Linked DNA regions of Mus musculus: region 2 is linked to region 1. A link is a loop called in an ENCODE intact Hi-C map of the cell type or tissue named here. Cell type or tissue: left cerebral cortex. All regions are shown on one strand.

What was found. A loop is a pair of places that touch in the nucleus more often than their neighbours do. Peaks named below come from ENCODE experiments on the same cell type or tissue, not always from the same donor. Only the 100,000 strongest peaks of a DNase experiment are listed, where the experiment ranks them.
Region 2: a loop joins it to region 1, with 6 times the contacts of the local background. A loop is called at or near these places in 22 of 42 quality-filtered maps.

What each region holds. Positions count from the first base shown.
Region 1 is chr7:73,613,781-73,621,780 of GRCm38, forward strand. No RefSeq gene overlaps it. Among named protein-coding and RNA genes, the nearest start is that of Gm30149, 9.0 kb to the left of the region's middle. In left cerebral cortex, CTCF peaks have their summits at 724 and 4,746 (motif pointing left); DNase peaks (open chromatin) are centred at 806, 982, 2,486, 3,437 and 3 more places; H3K4me3 peaks cover 2,743 bases; H3K27ac peaks cover 5,710 bases.
Region 2 is chr7:73,553,568-73,561,567 of GRCm38, forward strand. It overlaps Chaserr (CHD2 adjacent suppressive regulatory RNA), which reads right to left and starts at 4,828. Exons shown (of 5, transcript NR_037569.1): 1 at 4,472-4,828; 2 at 2,288-2,353; 3 at 1,688-1,766. RefSeq lists a cis regulatory region at 4,310-5,399. In left cerebral cortex, no CTCF peak of the experiment used is centred here; DNase peaks (open chromatin) are centred at 3,312, 3,536, 4,417 and 5,112; H3K4me3 peaks cover 5,990 bases; H3K27ac peaks cover 3,998 bases.

The DNA of each region.
Region 1 (8,000 bases):
TCAGTGGTTAAGAGCACTGACTGCTCTTTCAGAGGACCTGGGTTCAATTCCCAGGACCCATATGACAGCTCACAACTGTCTATGATGCCAGGGGATTCTACACCCTAATGTAGACATGAGAGAGAGAGAGAGAGAGAGAGAGAGAGAGAGAGAGCAAGCAAGCAAGCAAGCAAGCTAGGCAGTGGTCACAGTATGAGAAGCAGAGGCTGGCAAATCTCTAAGTTTGATGTTAGCCTGGACTACAGCGTGAGTTCCACGACAGCCAATACAGAGAAAATCCTGTCTCAACAACAACAAAAAATCATTAAAATAATAAAATGGAAAAAATGAACAAATAAATACTCCACCCATTTAAAAAGAGTGATCAGGGGGCTGCAGAGATGGCTCAGAGATTAAGAAGAGTACTGGCTGCTCTTTCAGAGGTCCCAGGTTCAATTCCCAGCACCCACATTGCAGCTCACAACTGTCTATAATACTTGTTCCAGGGACTCTGACTCTCTCACACATGCAAGCAAAACACCAATTTACTTAAAATAAAAATAAAAATAAAAAAATTATAAAATAACTGGTCAGAATTGATATTTTCCAAGGAAAAGAGAGAGCATTGTATTCCCCAAATAGATTTTAAATGACCACATATCGGCTCCTAATTGGTACTTTCTTATTCATGCCTTTGTTTTGTTCTTTGATAGCTCTGTGTTCTCTGAATCATTTTTAGAGCGCAAAGGAGATCTTGGCAAGCACCATAAACATGTGCCTAGTGGGAAAACCTCAGAACTACACAGGTCTTTATCTTTGAAGACAGCCATCTTTCCTGCCCTGTGAACAATAAGACAACTTAACATCATAACTGAAAATTGCTACCGAAATGATGGTAAATGGTGGTTAGAGGCTTTCAGCCTTAAAAACAAAGGAAAGGACTCCATATAGCGAATCCCAGAATTCATTTACACTTTGACAATTTTAGAAAACTGCAAAGCTTATCACTTTTCTCCGCATTGGAAACTGCAGCGGCAAAGACTGTCTTTTATACACATCCATACATAGAAATAAACCATGCAGAGAAATGACAGGAAAAGGAGTCTCCAAGTGGTTTGCAAGGTGACAGTGCACAGTCCTTTCAAAACATTCAGTTTGAAGTTAACATCCCCAGCCGTATTTCTTGGGCACACATCTACATAAAAGGATAACAGTTCACGACTTGCACTTGGTGAAGAAGAGAACAGAATGCACAGGGAAGCATCTCACAGGCGGATAAAGCAAGGTCAGAGCTAAGATTTGGCCTAGGTGAGTGGCTGGCAACACGGTCCAAGAACGGAGTCCTGGGAGGGGAACCCTGAGTGCTTGTGAGAAAACTCCAAGAAAACAGAAAGGTTTGTGACCTCAGTTTCTTCAAAACCACGGAATTGCTCTTGGAATGTGTTTTTCTGTCCGGCCAGGTACAGTGGATAGGAGAGGGTTTACTTCAGAGTATTCACTACCCTGGCTATTGTTTATCTGCCTCTAAGGATTAGCATGCTTTGGCAATGTGCAGCTTGTCTTTGTGATTCTACACTTTACTCAGGCGATTTCTCTTAGCCCTCAGAAGAATAAACTGTCTAATGCTCTGAATAACATTGGCTAGTGCATGAGACTCTAGTCCCTCCCCTTTTTAGGCTTTATTCTCCCAGGTCTTACTGCCTTTAGAGCAGGAAACAATGGGTTAATGATATACTGTAACTAGAAGGTTCTAGATGCAACAGAATTAACTATACCATTTGGAATTAAAATGTTTTAGAGTTTTCAAAAAAAAAAAAGTCAGATACATTGTAAACTGTGTTTTATATAGAAACAATAACAAAAAGTTTCTTTGTGTCTAGTGTGGTGGGTTAAGCCTGCAATCCTAGCACTAGGGAGGCAGAGGCAGGCAGGTTACTGTCAGTTCAAGAACAGCCTGGCCTATATAGGAAAATCTATAGAGGCCAACCGGGGCTTCCCAATGAGACTTTTTTTTTTTTTCCTCAAAATAAACAAAACAAACCCACGAAACCATCAACAAAACACTTTTTTTGACCGAAGTATCCACATCTATTTGAGAAGTGCGTCAGAGTCAGCAAACTGGGCAGGGGATGGATGTAGCTCAGTGTAGAATACTGCCACACACACACAAAAATTAAAGTCAGCATCCATTCATGAAAGAATGGCTAATAGTTAATTATATTTATCTGTTTTAACACTATGTAGATTCTAAAATGTTTAAGAATAAAACAAACATTTTTCTTTAATTGTTATGTGACTAAGTGAGCAGGAGGGGTCAGCAAGAGCGTGGAGGTCAGAGATTATACCGCAGGCAAGTATAAACTTTTCTCCCACCCACGTGTTCTTTGAGATGGAACGCAGGTAAACCGGCTTGCAGCCAGCAAGGACTTTACCAGCGGATCCCTCACCCCTTTAAAGACGGATTCTATAATGAAGCCCAGACTAACCTCCAACTCCTGCATTTCTCCTGCTCTCGCCTCCCAAGTGTCGGTTGGGATTGTGTGTGCATGCCACCAATCCCGACCATAAATCTTGAAGAGTCTTACTAACAAGAAAATTGTACATTTGTACTGTAGTGCAAAATGTCGACAACAAAGCTATATGTGCATCATGTAATCAACGACACAATTTGTCTTACAGTGGTAATTCTTGCGAATGGGATTCTGGGTGATATTTTTCATTATAGTTTTCATGTGTTTTGTTTTGTTTTTATTCAGCATTTGAAATAAAACTTTCTGAGAGACGGGTGATGTGGGGGCCTCAGGATCCTAAGGTCACATTTAGCCACATCTCCTAGCTCCTGAAAAAAAGCATTTTAAAATAAAGGTAGTAAAAGGAGGTAGCAGATTCCACATGCAGTGTTCATCTTCCACAGAAAACTAATCTATGCGGAGGGCTAAAAGTATTTGAGCTATTTCTTGGAAGATGGCATCTTCACATTTTCTTAAATTCCTTTTAAGTTTGTTATAATACTTCATTAAAAAGTCAGAGATACGTTTTATATCAGGAAGTCTGCGCTAATGAAATTCTGGAGACAACATTTTAAAACCCTAGGAACGTTCATGTGTGACAACTGTAAAAAGAGTTGCAGGCGACTGAGTCTGAACCATTCCTATGAAGGAGAAAGCAAGGAAACCCGGAAAAATATAGGAAGTCGGCCATTATGCTGCTGGTCGAGGAACTGCTACAGACAAAGCTGTATTCTTTCCTTAGGCCTAGGAGAGGAAAGATTAGAGCCCTTTGTGTTTCGGAATTCCATTCCTTAACTCTGCGGCCCCTGGCACTAATGGTGACTGGGAGTCGTTACGCAGTGTTTTGGTTCCTCAGAGGGCTCAAGTGCTTTCGGGAATGCCTGCCAATACAATTCACAAGAACACAAAACCTAAGGAGTGGGGTGAAGTAGGTCCCCAAATCCCTTCGTCAAAAATGCACATTTAAGCTTGGGCTCCGCCCACCCCCCAGTCATTGATGTCACTGTCTCACTTGTAGTTTACCACTTAATATCGATGCTGTTTTGATCACGAGCTTGGAGATTTGTCTTAAGCTACTCTCCTCCCTCCCTCCCAACTAACACCGTAATAGTTCCGCATTTTATCCAAAATATTTATTAATTAAACTTCTAAGGTCCTTGGGAGCCAGGTGCTATTTAGAGGGGAGGGGTCTTATTATTTTGAGATAGGCCAAAGGCCTCATAAATCGCAAATATGGGAAAGAATTTGAAACCTATTCTAAAAGGCTTTCAAATCCCAAGGCGACAAATGTCTTATTCTAAATATACCATCACATTCAGAGTAACGTGTGTTAACTTATTTAAAAAGATATAAAACCCAACAAAACCTCACATCTGCGATCCTCAGGCCCATCTAAAATAAATTCCACCGGTCAGGAATGTCTACGGGGTGGGGCAAGTAGAGTTACACGGATTTGGGCAGGAAGGGGAGGCTTCAGGCTTTCGCAGCAATTCCAGGATACTAGACAATTATGCCTAATTTCCTACGTTTTAATACATACAAAACCAGATTTCCCTTTCTTTCTTTTCTTTTTTTTTTTTTTTTTTTTGCTTTTTTTCACAAAAGCCAAACAGACAAGCTTGGATTCTGCCACACTGGCCGCCCCTACAGTGAGGAGGTCCCGAAGCGCCCCGGGGTGGATAGGGGTGGGGTGTGGTCCACCTCCCAGCAGGTTCCATCTCTACCATTGCTGACCCCGGCGGGGTCCACGGTCAGCATTTTTCCTGCTCTTGCTCGCTGTTGGCCTCGCCCTGATCTAATCGCTCCCCTAGGAGGTCGACAACGCTCAGAGGACAAATGCAAAGCGGACAAAGCAAATTAAGGAAAGGCGCCGCGAAGGCCCAAAGGGAGTCCTGGATCCCGGCCAGGGGTCTCGTGATGGGCGCGCTGGCGACCGCACCCTGGGCCTGTCCAAGCGGCCTCCCAAGCTGGCGGAAGCCGGCTACGCCCCGCAGGCTGGGCCCCGACCGGCCCTTCCACTCCGCCCTTCGGGACGCTCCGGGTTCCGAGGGCGCAGGCAAGGCGCCCATCCCCCGCGGCGCCATCTTGTTGTTTTCGTGCATTCCTCCTCCTCCTCCTCCTCGCCCCATCCCCACCCCACCCCACCCCATCCCGGCCACGTGGCGCGCGGCTGCGGAAGAGAAGGCCCCAGCCCAACTTCCGGCCAGACCGGTTCCAGCCGGTTGCGGGACTCAGACGCGCGGCTGCCCCCTGGTGGCCGGACGCGGCGCAGCGGGCCACGCCTTGCCTCCTCCGCCATTTGCTGCGCGGCGCGAGGCACGTCCACACTCTGCCGCCGCCGTCGTCATCCGCCGCCATCCCGAGGGTGCGCGGGTTGCGAGGGGGAGGATGACCCGCGTCAGGCGTGGGAACGCCTCTCTTCCGGAGTGATCAGAAGGTCGCTGCGGCAGAGACGGGCGCTTGGTGTAAAAACTTTACTCGTGCCGCCCGTCTGCCCACCGCAGCCTGTCCTGGGTATTCTGCTTTCTATGTGGATTTCTCGTTAGCGTTTCATTCCAGACTAGCATTTCTCGGGTGTGTGCTGTGGGCGGGGCCCGTGCGGTCTCTTACTTAGACATCCTAGGTGGCTCCCAGGATCACAGTGGTCACACCCGGGGTCACAGACCACTAAGGCGCGGGACGAGGAGCCTGCATCGGAATCTAGGGCAGCGGATGCTTTACTGTGAGGTTCTCTTGGTCAGCATCTTCAGGGACCTCCTTGGAGGTCTCCCCACACTCACCTAAACTGAAAGCTTTGGAGTGAAGGAGACCTGACAGACGTTTAACACGCTCCAAGGGCATTTTGAGACTTACTGAAGACCCTTTATGTACCTGGCAGCCCTTCTAATAATGACGATGCCTTGGGGTGGGGGTGCTAACGCCCGAGCCAGACTTTAATATGGGCAATTCATGTACTTTTCGCCTTGTACTCTCCCTGGCTCACTGCTTTGTCAGAGAGGAAGCTGGTTCCCATTTCCATGGACCGTGCTAGAGTTTTTGAAACAATCCAAATTGTACACGCATTCGCTTGTACGGTATATACATAAAAACGAAGCAAAGGCAACCAAGTTTCAACATGGTTCACCTCCAATAAAGGAGGTAGGTTGCCAGGGCGGACGGGAAAGGTTTGTTTTGTTTTTGTTTTTGTTTTTGTTTTTTTTTTTTGGGTAAGTGTAACTTTCCAACTTGAACTATTTCAGCATTTATTCCAAAGAAAATAAGGAGTTATATTCAGAACGGTGTTAGAGTTAAAACTAGAATCCAATCCAAATGGCTCCAGATTCCCTGCATTCTGTTGACTATAATATAAAAATCTACTTTAGCCGGGCGTGGTGGCGCACGCCTTTAATCCCAGCTCTCAGGAGGCAGAGGCAGGCGGATTTCTGAGTTCCAGGCCAGCATGGTCTACAAAGTGAGTTCCAGGACAGCCCAGGCTACACAGAGAAACCCTGTCTCGAAAAGCTGGGCGGTGGTGGCGCATGCCTTTAATCCCAGCACTTGGGAGGCAGAGGCAGGCGGATTTCTGAGTTTGAGGCCAGCCTGGTCTACAGAGTGAGTTCCAGGACAGCCAGGGCTATACAGAGAAACCCTGTCTTGAAAAACCAAAAAAAAAAAAAAAAAAAAAAAAAAAGAAAAAAGAAAACAAAAATCTACTTTAAACATAAAATGTTCAATAGACTTGTATTTCCAACAATAATAAGATTTATTTAAACATTTAGACTTCTGAACAAACCTCCCCTAACTGTGCTAGTTGTAATAGCACATTGTATGATAAAATAAAAGAAAATGAACCCAAAGCTTTTAATGATAACACTTTGCTCTCTGCCACCCTGTGTCAGGCTGGCCACAAGTTTCAACTCTATAGTAGTCGAAGAGCCCGACCCTGCTTGTCTCTACCTCCTAAATGCTGGGATCATGGGCCTGTGTTACCTCACCTAGCCTTTGTTTTGTTGGTTTTTGTGTTTTAGACAGGGTCTTACTCTGTAATACAGACTGGCCTGGAACTCAGGCCTGGCCTTAGTCTCTAGGTAGCTCCCATGCCTCACCCTCAAAAGTGCTTGAGTTACAGGCGTGAGCCACCATGCCCAATTTAGAAAATAAATTTGTTAATACTGTTGCTGACAGAGACAAGCTGCGGGTGGCATCCAGACTGGCAGCCTCTTGGCCCCCAAGCTGCTAAGTGTGGAATATAGGCATGTGCCACCACATCTGTTTTCTTGCTTTTTCTCTTTCTCTTTCTCTTTTCCTTTTTTTTTTTTTTTTTTTTTTTTTTTTCCCGTCTGTGTAGCCCTATAGCCCTGGCCATCCTCGAACTCACTATGCAGATCAGGCTAGTCTCGAACTCACCTCACCGATGCCCGGCTCTATTTTGCCACTCTTCACGAGGAGTTTGAAAGCAATGCAAGCCGTGTGATTTTGACTATGTTACTTAACCTCTCATGGCTTCAGAAGTTTAAATACTTGCCTCACTGGCTTGTGAGGATGAATTGAGTTAATGTACACGTAGATGGAGCTGAGGATTCAGCCAATAGTGGGTCAAAACTAACGGAAACATGCGTGTACAAACAAGCACAGATTGTTCTCCTTGTCACGGTCCCTAAGCAATATGATTTAACAGCTACTTACACACATACATTTGCATTGTATTAGGTAGTTATAAATAATTTAGAAATGATGTAAGGGGCTGTGGTAGATGTTTATAGGTTGCATTTTATATTAGGAACTGGAGCATCCTTGAATTTTCGTACCCATGGCATGGGTGTGTGTAAGTGTTGAGGTCTGCCCTCCCCCAGCATAGCTGAGGCCATTTTGATCCATGCCTACCAGTCACTGACACACAAAAAAAAGCTTGCCGGGCACTGGTGGCACATGCCTTTAATCTCAGCACTTGGGTGGAAGAGTCAGGCGGATTTCTGAGTTCGAGGCCAGCCTGGTCTACAGAGTGAGTTCCAGGACAGCCAGGGCTACACAGAGAAACCCTGTCTCGAAAAAACTAAAAAAAAAAAAGTATTGTGTTTAGTTGGCCTAAGTCAGGCTGACCACCCGGCACACTGCACATGAACTCATTATAGTTTTTGTGGGTTTTTTTCTTTTTTTTTTTTATTAAAGATTTATTTTATTTTATTTTATTTTATGTATATGAGTACACTGTAGCTGAACAGATGATTGTGAGTCTTCATGAGGTTGGTGGGAATAGAATTTTTAGGATCTCTGCTTGCTCTGGTCAACTGCTCACTCAGTCCCTGCTCACTCCAGCCCAAAGATTTATTTATTATTATACATAAGTACATTGTAGCTGTCTTCAGACACACCAGAAGAGGGCGTCAGATCTCATTACGGGTGGTTGTGAGCCACCATGTGGTTGCTGGGATTTGAACTCAAGACCTCTGAAAGAGCAGTCAAGTGCTCTTACCCGCTGAGTCATCTCCCCAGCCCCCGTGGTTTTTTGTTTGTTTGTTTGTCTGTTAGTTT
Region 2 (8,000 bases), 60 kb before region 1:
TGGTCATGTTAATCCTTTAAAGCTATAAAAACATCAAATATATTCCAACATAAACACAACTAGAATAAGGAAATTTTTAAGAATTAAAGAAATTGTCCAAAATGCTAAGATAAAACCAAATATTTAAGCATTCGTTACTTTAATCCATAAATAGAAAATACGTGACAAAAACTTACCTTGATCATATATAGTAAAGCATATACCATTGTAGGCCACATAATACTATCTAAGATATATCTGATGACTAATCTCATGACAGTAAACCTTTCCATTAAATTAGCTCAAATAATAACTATTCACACTGAATATAGCAGTATCATAAAGATAATATGTTATTTTTCAAAAAAACAATTTACTCTAAACATTTATCTGGTTATAAAAACTGCCTCTAAAAGACTAGAAATTTAGCAGTTACTACATCTCTTATTAAATTAAAAAATTAAAATTATTTAATATTTCTAACCTCCAGCTGTTTATTTTTCTGTCCAAATAAGACCTCAGATAAAGCATATTGCCAATTTATACATACGTTCTGATAGTATCATAGGAAACAGATCATTCTCAATTTTTATAACTGTTCAACAAATAGCAACTACACACTCTATCAGCTGCAGAAAGGAAACCCTAGTCTTAGCACATGTTATAGGAATATAGGATTAAAGATCCTTTTGTATATATTCTATCTTTGAAAGATTATAGAATTTAAAAGTGTATCATTTTCTTTTTTATAACACAAACCTAAACTGCAAAACAAAATTTCACTAAGCTAACACAAAGGCAATAAAATTAGTCTATTCCCCTTATTTGACCCAAAAGTAGGTAAACACAAGTTGATTTTCCATATATTCCCAAGATATAAGTAAATATGCTCTCTCATTTTAATTAACTATTCACTTGGTGTTTTTTTTTTAATTTCCCAAGGCATCACTTATAATTTCATATTTTCTGTGGCCAATCACTTACAAACAATAATTGAATATTACTTCTGGATTCAAGCTTATATGGGCAGATTTATTTCTTTACATACATGAGGAGTCACATTTTCTGCATTCACCTTAATATTCACCTATTAAGATAATCATTTCATGGTATGCTGAACCCAAAAACTATTTCTCTTTTAGGTTCAAAAACACCAGGACACTGACAGAAGCCTCTAAGAGCAGTGCATTTAGTTTGGTGGAATCTATTTATTTTTGTAGTTGTTTAAAGAACTACTAAATATGAGTATTTTAACTATATAATTATAAAGCCATCAAAGTTTGTTTTTAGTTTTTTGAAATATAGTTCAAGAAGCAAGGGAATAATAATTATAAATTTTCAGGACACTGTTTTATGACAGAGTGGGAAGGGAACTAAACAATATATCTTTCAGACTATATATATATAAAGACAACACTAATTTAACACTGCAGATTTAACCCTCGGGAAAAGGCAAGTATCATTTTATTGGGAAGATCAAATGTCTTGCTACTGGATACAGTTGTATGCATTGATATGTGTTACAGCTATCAACTGTTTTAATAGTTAAGACAAAAGGATTTTGGTTTAAGGTAAAACTATTTGGGTATTTTCTCATTTTTTTTTATATATACACGGTCAAACAGTATTTTTTTATTGACAAGCTTTAATGATATATTCCTACCCAAATGTTGGCAAATATTCAAATATAACAATTAAAAAAACTTACTTGCTATATATAATAATTTCCCAAGGGCTCTTTCCTTTATTCTTAGAACTCTATGGTCTCAGTCTTCAAAATGGCACACCTTTTGGAGAAAACAAAACAACATTCTAAACAACTTACTGAAGAAATCAGTAACAAATAGAATGTTTTAAAACTTTATACAGAACAGAAACTAACTTTTGACATATTGCTCCCTAAAATCTATTAGTCTAAATGGCAAAAAAAAAAATTTTAATGTCCTATTAAGTCTCAAGTATTTAAAATGTAAAAACAGTTTGATATTAAAGTGGGGGGGGGGGGAGGACCATTTTGGTCCATGCCTGGCTCTAAAACCTTCTTACCAAAATTAAACAAAGCCTTAAAGACCTGCAGTATTTATACTATTCAAAGGTACATTATATTACAATGGCCATATGAATATTCCTTTAACCACTTACTCAGCGAAAGAGGCTTTTAAATGTTTTTTAATTTCATGTATTCATTCATAATCACTTTTTAAAATCATAAATACTAACTGAATGTTTGAAATACATCACCAAAAAGGCAAAACAAAAGTCTATTAAGTTAATTTTATGTTTAAACCAATAAATTTACCAATCTTACCTGGGATAAAAGCTGTATTTATTCAGAATTATCAGCAACCACATTAATTATCATCTTCTAAGTTACCTTTAAAGAAAATAAGAAAAAATATTTAAATGTTTTGATTTTTAACGTTTTCTTGACCAAAGACTCAGTGTGATAAAATGAGAAAAATATTCCAAAGACAAGATTCATGTAAAAACGTGGGGTGATACAACCTGAACATTTCTGCCTACAGTTATTCCTTATCTCAAATGTCTATGCCTATCAGTCTTTGTTTTCCTCATTTGGAATGTACTGACACATACTAGGGATTAAAACACTGGAATCCGAAAAGACACACAGAAAATACAAATGACTATCCCTTTGCTTTCCTTTTTCCATTAAGTCAGGTAAACAAAAACAAAGGAAACATTGACAATGTTTTTAAAAAATGCCACGATCTTAAATTTTTTTAGCATCTTCAAATAGCTCTTATATTTATGAGTATTAAAAATCAACTCCTCCAGGAGAAATTAGTGAACTTAAAATGGCCACTGGTTACTGTAAATTTTAAACTAGAAGCTATTTGATCTCACCAAATGGGGTATTAGCATTGTCTTTTAAGCAGCTCTAAAACTTGTGGTATCTAATGACCTTCATTCAATACCAAACCAGGGTCCAGAATATTGTCTTTCTCCTACCAAATTTATCATGTAAGATCATAGATCTGCTAACAATTATTTTCACATTTTATAACTCAAAAAGGATTCTGAACTACATTCTCAATCGCTTTAAAACCACTTTCAGTGATAAAATATTCCACAGCATTCTTTTGAAAAAACAAAATTAGTACTGAGAAATTCTGAGAAATCAAGGTATGGGCAACTGATAGACTATGTCTACCCCATAAAAGGTATTCCAATTGTTTTCTACTGTAAATACCCGATGAAATAAGGTCCAATCAACCCGCACCTTTGATTTTAGATGAGCTACGTAAGTCTCCCCAACACTGTCTTTACGCAGTTATTCACCTTTACAGCACAAGAGCTCCGCAGAATGAAGACAAATATATTCAAAAATACACAAAGGTCTGAACACTCCTAGTCTTCCAACGACTGATCCTAAATTACCTCAAATAATTTTTAAATGAGTATGCAGAAACAAATTTTTTAAAACTGTTGTTTCCATACTGTTCCGTTTCTAAGCACACCTCGACTTTTATACGTGCAACAAATGCAACAAATATGGCCCCTCTTCATCGCCCATCAATGGCAGTCTTACTTCAGGATTTACACTAAGTAACTTAAAGAGCTCTGCTTTTAGAATATTTCTTAACTTTTACGGCCAAGGTTTCTAATAGTATACACTCTCTTTTAAACAAGATGAATTTTAACTTGTAAAGGGTCGGAACCGCCTCAAGTTAGATTTAACATTCAAGTGAGAAGTTGCTGATAACGGCTTTACCTACTCATTTAAAAAAGTATCAAACAGTACGGTTATGTTCAAGTATCAGGATGTCAAATGGTCTTAACGAAAGTTCTCGGTAAAAATAAGCTGTATTCATCAAACGCCATCATCTTGCACCATAATTATCAAATCTACTTCCTTTAAACTGCCTTGTTGCCGTCGTCATTTTTGAAATACTAGATGCACTCCTGTAACTTGCCTTTTCTAAAAGACAACAAACGTCACGGACGTTTAACAAGCTGAAAGGTACCTTTGCATCTAGAACACTAACAGCCGTTCTCAAAAGCAGCTTAGAAAGAGTTAAAAGCCAACACCCAACAGGGAGAAGGGGGGAAAAAGACAAGTTTTATTTTGGTTTAAGCGAAGTGAGAGGTTCCATTGTTCTTTTAGATCCGACCCCAAAGATGGGTTCCCACCTCACTGGAAAAGATTTTTAAAAGCCCATCAACGGAGGATTGTTGTTATTTCTCGCTAAGTATCGAAGTAACTCACCAGAGCAAGCAGGGGTTCCACGGCGCGGCCGCCGCCCTCTCCCCGCTGGCTCGGACCGCAGCGCGGCGCCCGGCTGGGTATGCAGCGGGAACGCGGTGGCCCGACCCCGTGCTCCCGTGGCATCGGCCCTCCGCGGCAGTGCCCGGGGCTGCGTGTGCAGAGCCAGCCGGCAGCCACCCGCCGCCCCTCCCGCCCGCGCTCAAGGACGTCGTGCTTTTCCTCCCAAGGACAAAGGACAATAAAGGGAGCAGGGGAGCTACTCACCGGGTCGAAGCGCGGCCCCTGCCGCCATCGGCTCGCTCTTCCTCGCGTGTCCAGGACGGGTCGCCCGCCGCAGCCTCCCGCCCGCGGCGCGAAGCCGCCTCCCGGCCGCGCGCGACACCAGCACCGCCGCTGCCGCAGCGGAGCCACGGGCGTCGTGGGCCCGGCCTCCCCGGGCGCTCCGGCCGCGAGCTCCCACATCGCGCGCGGCCGCCTCGCCCCAGCCGCGGCCTCCCCGCTCTCCCAGAGCCCTCCAGGACGCCGGGGTAGCGCTCCCAGCGCAGCGGCGAGCCCACGGGCCGCGGCAGACCGCCTGACAGCTGGGCTTGCTGCTGCCTCTCCGGCCATCTTGTGCCGTGTGTGGTGTCTCTCCCGTCTCCTCGCTCGGCTTTCCTCCCTCCTCCTCCTCCCCCCGCCCCACACACCACACAACATGGCCTCTTCGCTGCGGCGGGAGCTGCGGCGGCGGCTAGAGCTCCGCGGCGCTCCAGCTCGCTCCCCTCCCCCAACCTCCCGCCTGCAGCTCCGGGACCCCCAGTGCGCACGCGCGCCGACACCCGCCCGCGGCGGCCATTGGCTGGGCTAGCTTCCTGCCCTCGCTTCCCGGAGCGGCATCACGCACTTCGTTCGTACCTTCCTCCCGCCCCAACTGCATACTATTGGTCAGTTCTGAACCCACCGCTTCCATGTTCTCAGCACCAATAGGGCTTATTTAATGCCAATCATAGCCCGTGGGCGTTTCAGGAGAGAAGTCCTGACCTGCGATTGGCAGATAGTGAAACTCTGGGTTTGCGGGGAGAGACGTAACTTTCTGCTCCGCAGTGCGGACCCTCGAAGGTAGTTTGTGTACGGACGAGCCATTAAAAGCTAACCTTTCCTGTTTCTGACTTGAGATTTTTTTCGTCCACAAAGGAAGAGGAAGTGATAGAGCGAAAACGACATGATTGACAAGATAAGCAAAAACTGCAGAACCTTCCTTCTTGGGCAAGCGCCATAGCCTCAGGATTTTTTGCCCCTAAGGAACCAGACCACAGGCAGGTTATGACCAGCACATTCGCTAACCTAATATCTGACTTGATATACCACTTATTTGAGGTAATCTAGTAGCATGCCCAGTAGTCCTGAGGGCCTAACAAACCAGCCTCTTAATTCTGATTAGCTGGATCCCACATTTTAGGGCAGCGTTGTTGAAGTGGTAGTTTAAACATGTCTATCCAGCTTTCCCCCAGAGAATTACACAGTACAAGCTTCATTTCCTCTCAAAAACTCCACTCTTTTACATTTCTTCTTCCCACTTCTGCCTGGAAACAAGTTTAGGCAGAATACAAATGAATCTCTGAACCGTCTGTCCTCAAGTATCTAAGGAAGTTGTTCTCGCACAGAAGCGGAATGTGGAAATGTTTCTTTTGGCAAGGGGCTAGGGGAAAAGAAAATATGCTATTAGTTTCCATGAGGGAAAAACACTTTTAAGAAGGGGCTTGCTTGTTGAGATGAGAGGAACAGTTCTAAAATTCTCTTGAAACTTAGTTTGCTCCTGGGTTAAAAATCACATTACTTGATCATGGACCACAAAAGTCGTTCTAGTTCCCTTTTGGAGGGGTGTGGAATCAGGTCTCTTTAACATAGTGTTGGCTGTCCTGATGTTTTTTAACGTTAATTTGAGCGTGTGTATGTGTCTGTCTGTCTGTCCACATTAAGTGTCACAGCACTTAATGTACACAGGAGGTGAAAGGACACAGTATAGGAGTCGCTTCTCTCCTACATCAGGCTTGTCAGCATAGCACCTTTTACAGGTGAACCTCAGGTTGACCCTTCAAACCCTTGCTTAAAAAAAAAAAATTACACTGAGGCTGGAGAGACGGTTCAGTGATTAAGATCTCATGTACTGCTTCTCTTCCGGGAGACCTGAGCTCAGTTTCCAGCACCCACATAAGGTGACTGGAAACTAGCAGTAAGTCCAAATCCAGGGGTACCTCTGCGATGCCTTCCTCCTAGAGCACCTGCGCTCCCGTGCACACACACCCACATAGACACATGTACAGATAAGTTTAAAATTAATAGAAATAGAATTTGGAGAATAAAAATCATATACTAAAGGTGAAGAGATGACTCAGCAGTGAAGAGAACTGACTGCTCTTCCAGAGGACCTCGGGTCAATTCCTAGCACCCACATCATAGCTCAGAACTGTCGTTAATTTCCAGTTCCAGGGGATCCCATGCCCTCATCTGACCGCCAAAGCCACACACAAGGGAATATGCCTACATGCAGGAAAAGCACTCCTACACATAAAAAGAAAGATCTTTTATAAATTTTTAGAAGGAAGACAATAGCTAGGAAATATGTAGATTACTGATAGGTAGGTAGATAGATGGTAGATATGTAAGAAAAATAAGAAAAGAAAACTTCTCAGCAGATGTTCTTGAGAGGCTGAGGTGTGAGCCCATGAGTATGATCATGTTCACCCTGGGCCACATAGCAAGGCCCTATCTCAAAAACCCAGTAGGTGACTAAAGTTAATGATGCATAAGCTACTTAGGTATAAGATAAAACTTTGTACAGAGCTCAGGTGACTTCTGTGCACGTCTTGTACTAGACATACTTCCTGGCAATATACTTTGAGACGTAATGCTTTAATACAAATTAAATTTTCTCCAGGCATCATCATTTATACTCTTAGTCCTAGCCCTTGGGAGACTGAGGAAGGCAAAAAGATTGCAGTGTGTGTGTTTGAAACCATCCTGGGCTACAAGACAGCTATTTCAAAAAAGGAAAAACAAACAAAAAAAAAAAAAAAACAAAGACATGGGAGAAGACACCTCACTCAGGTGGCAGAATTCTTATCTCACGTGGCCTGGGTTCTCACTCACTTCAAGCCCCAGCAGCTCAGGAAACAGTGTGCAGACCCATAATAATCCCAGCGATCCAGAGGTGGAAACGGGAGACATCCAAAGGCATTCATTACCAATCACATTCAAATTCAAGACCAGTCTTGACACAAGAGCCATTTTTAAAAAGGAAGCCACCCGATCCAGAACACACACAACATGTACAACCAACCGATAGTGACGCTCTCTCTTCTACTGGGTAGTGGCCCAGGTGCCAATGTGTCTCATAGTCACCTATTTCACTATATGAACCAAATACTCATTAAATATGCAACTCTTCAAAAATGTTTAAGTTTTCTTCATGTAATTTGAAAAGACATCTTCTTAGAATCTAGAGTTGAATGCCAACAAGTTTGGTTTTTTTTTTCCTCTAGCCCCACCTGAACCCTGGGTCCTCCCCTTCCCCATGTGTGCCTGCCCTGCTCTTATTTACTCCCTTTTTCTATGTCATGGGATCCTCCCACTGTTACCTGAGACATCATCTAAGAGCCTGCCTTCCAGATCAATCATTAGGAAGGCCTCTAGAGACCCTCCGGTGAACAATAATGGCTACTAGGTGTGGTAGTGGACACTCTCAATTCCAGCACATGACTAAGACAGAAGGATCACCAGCCTGGGCTACATCACAAAATCCTGCAAGTGTACA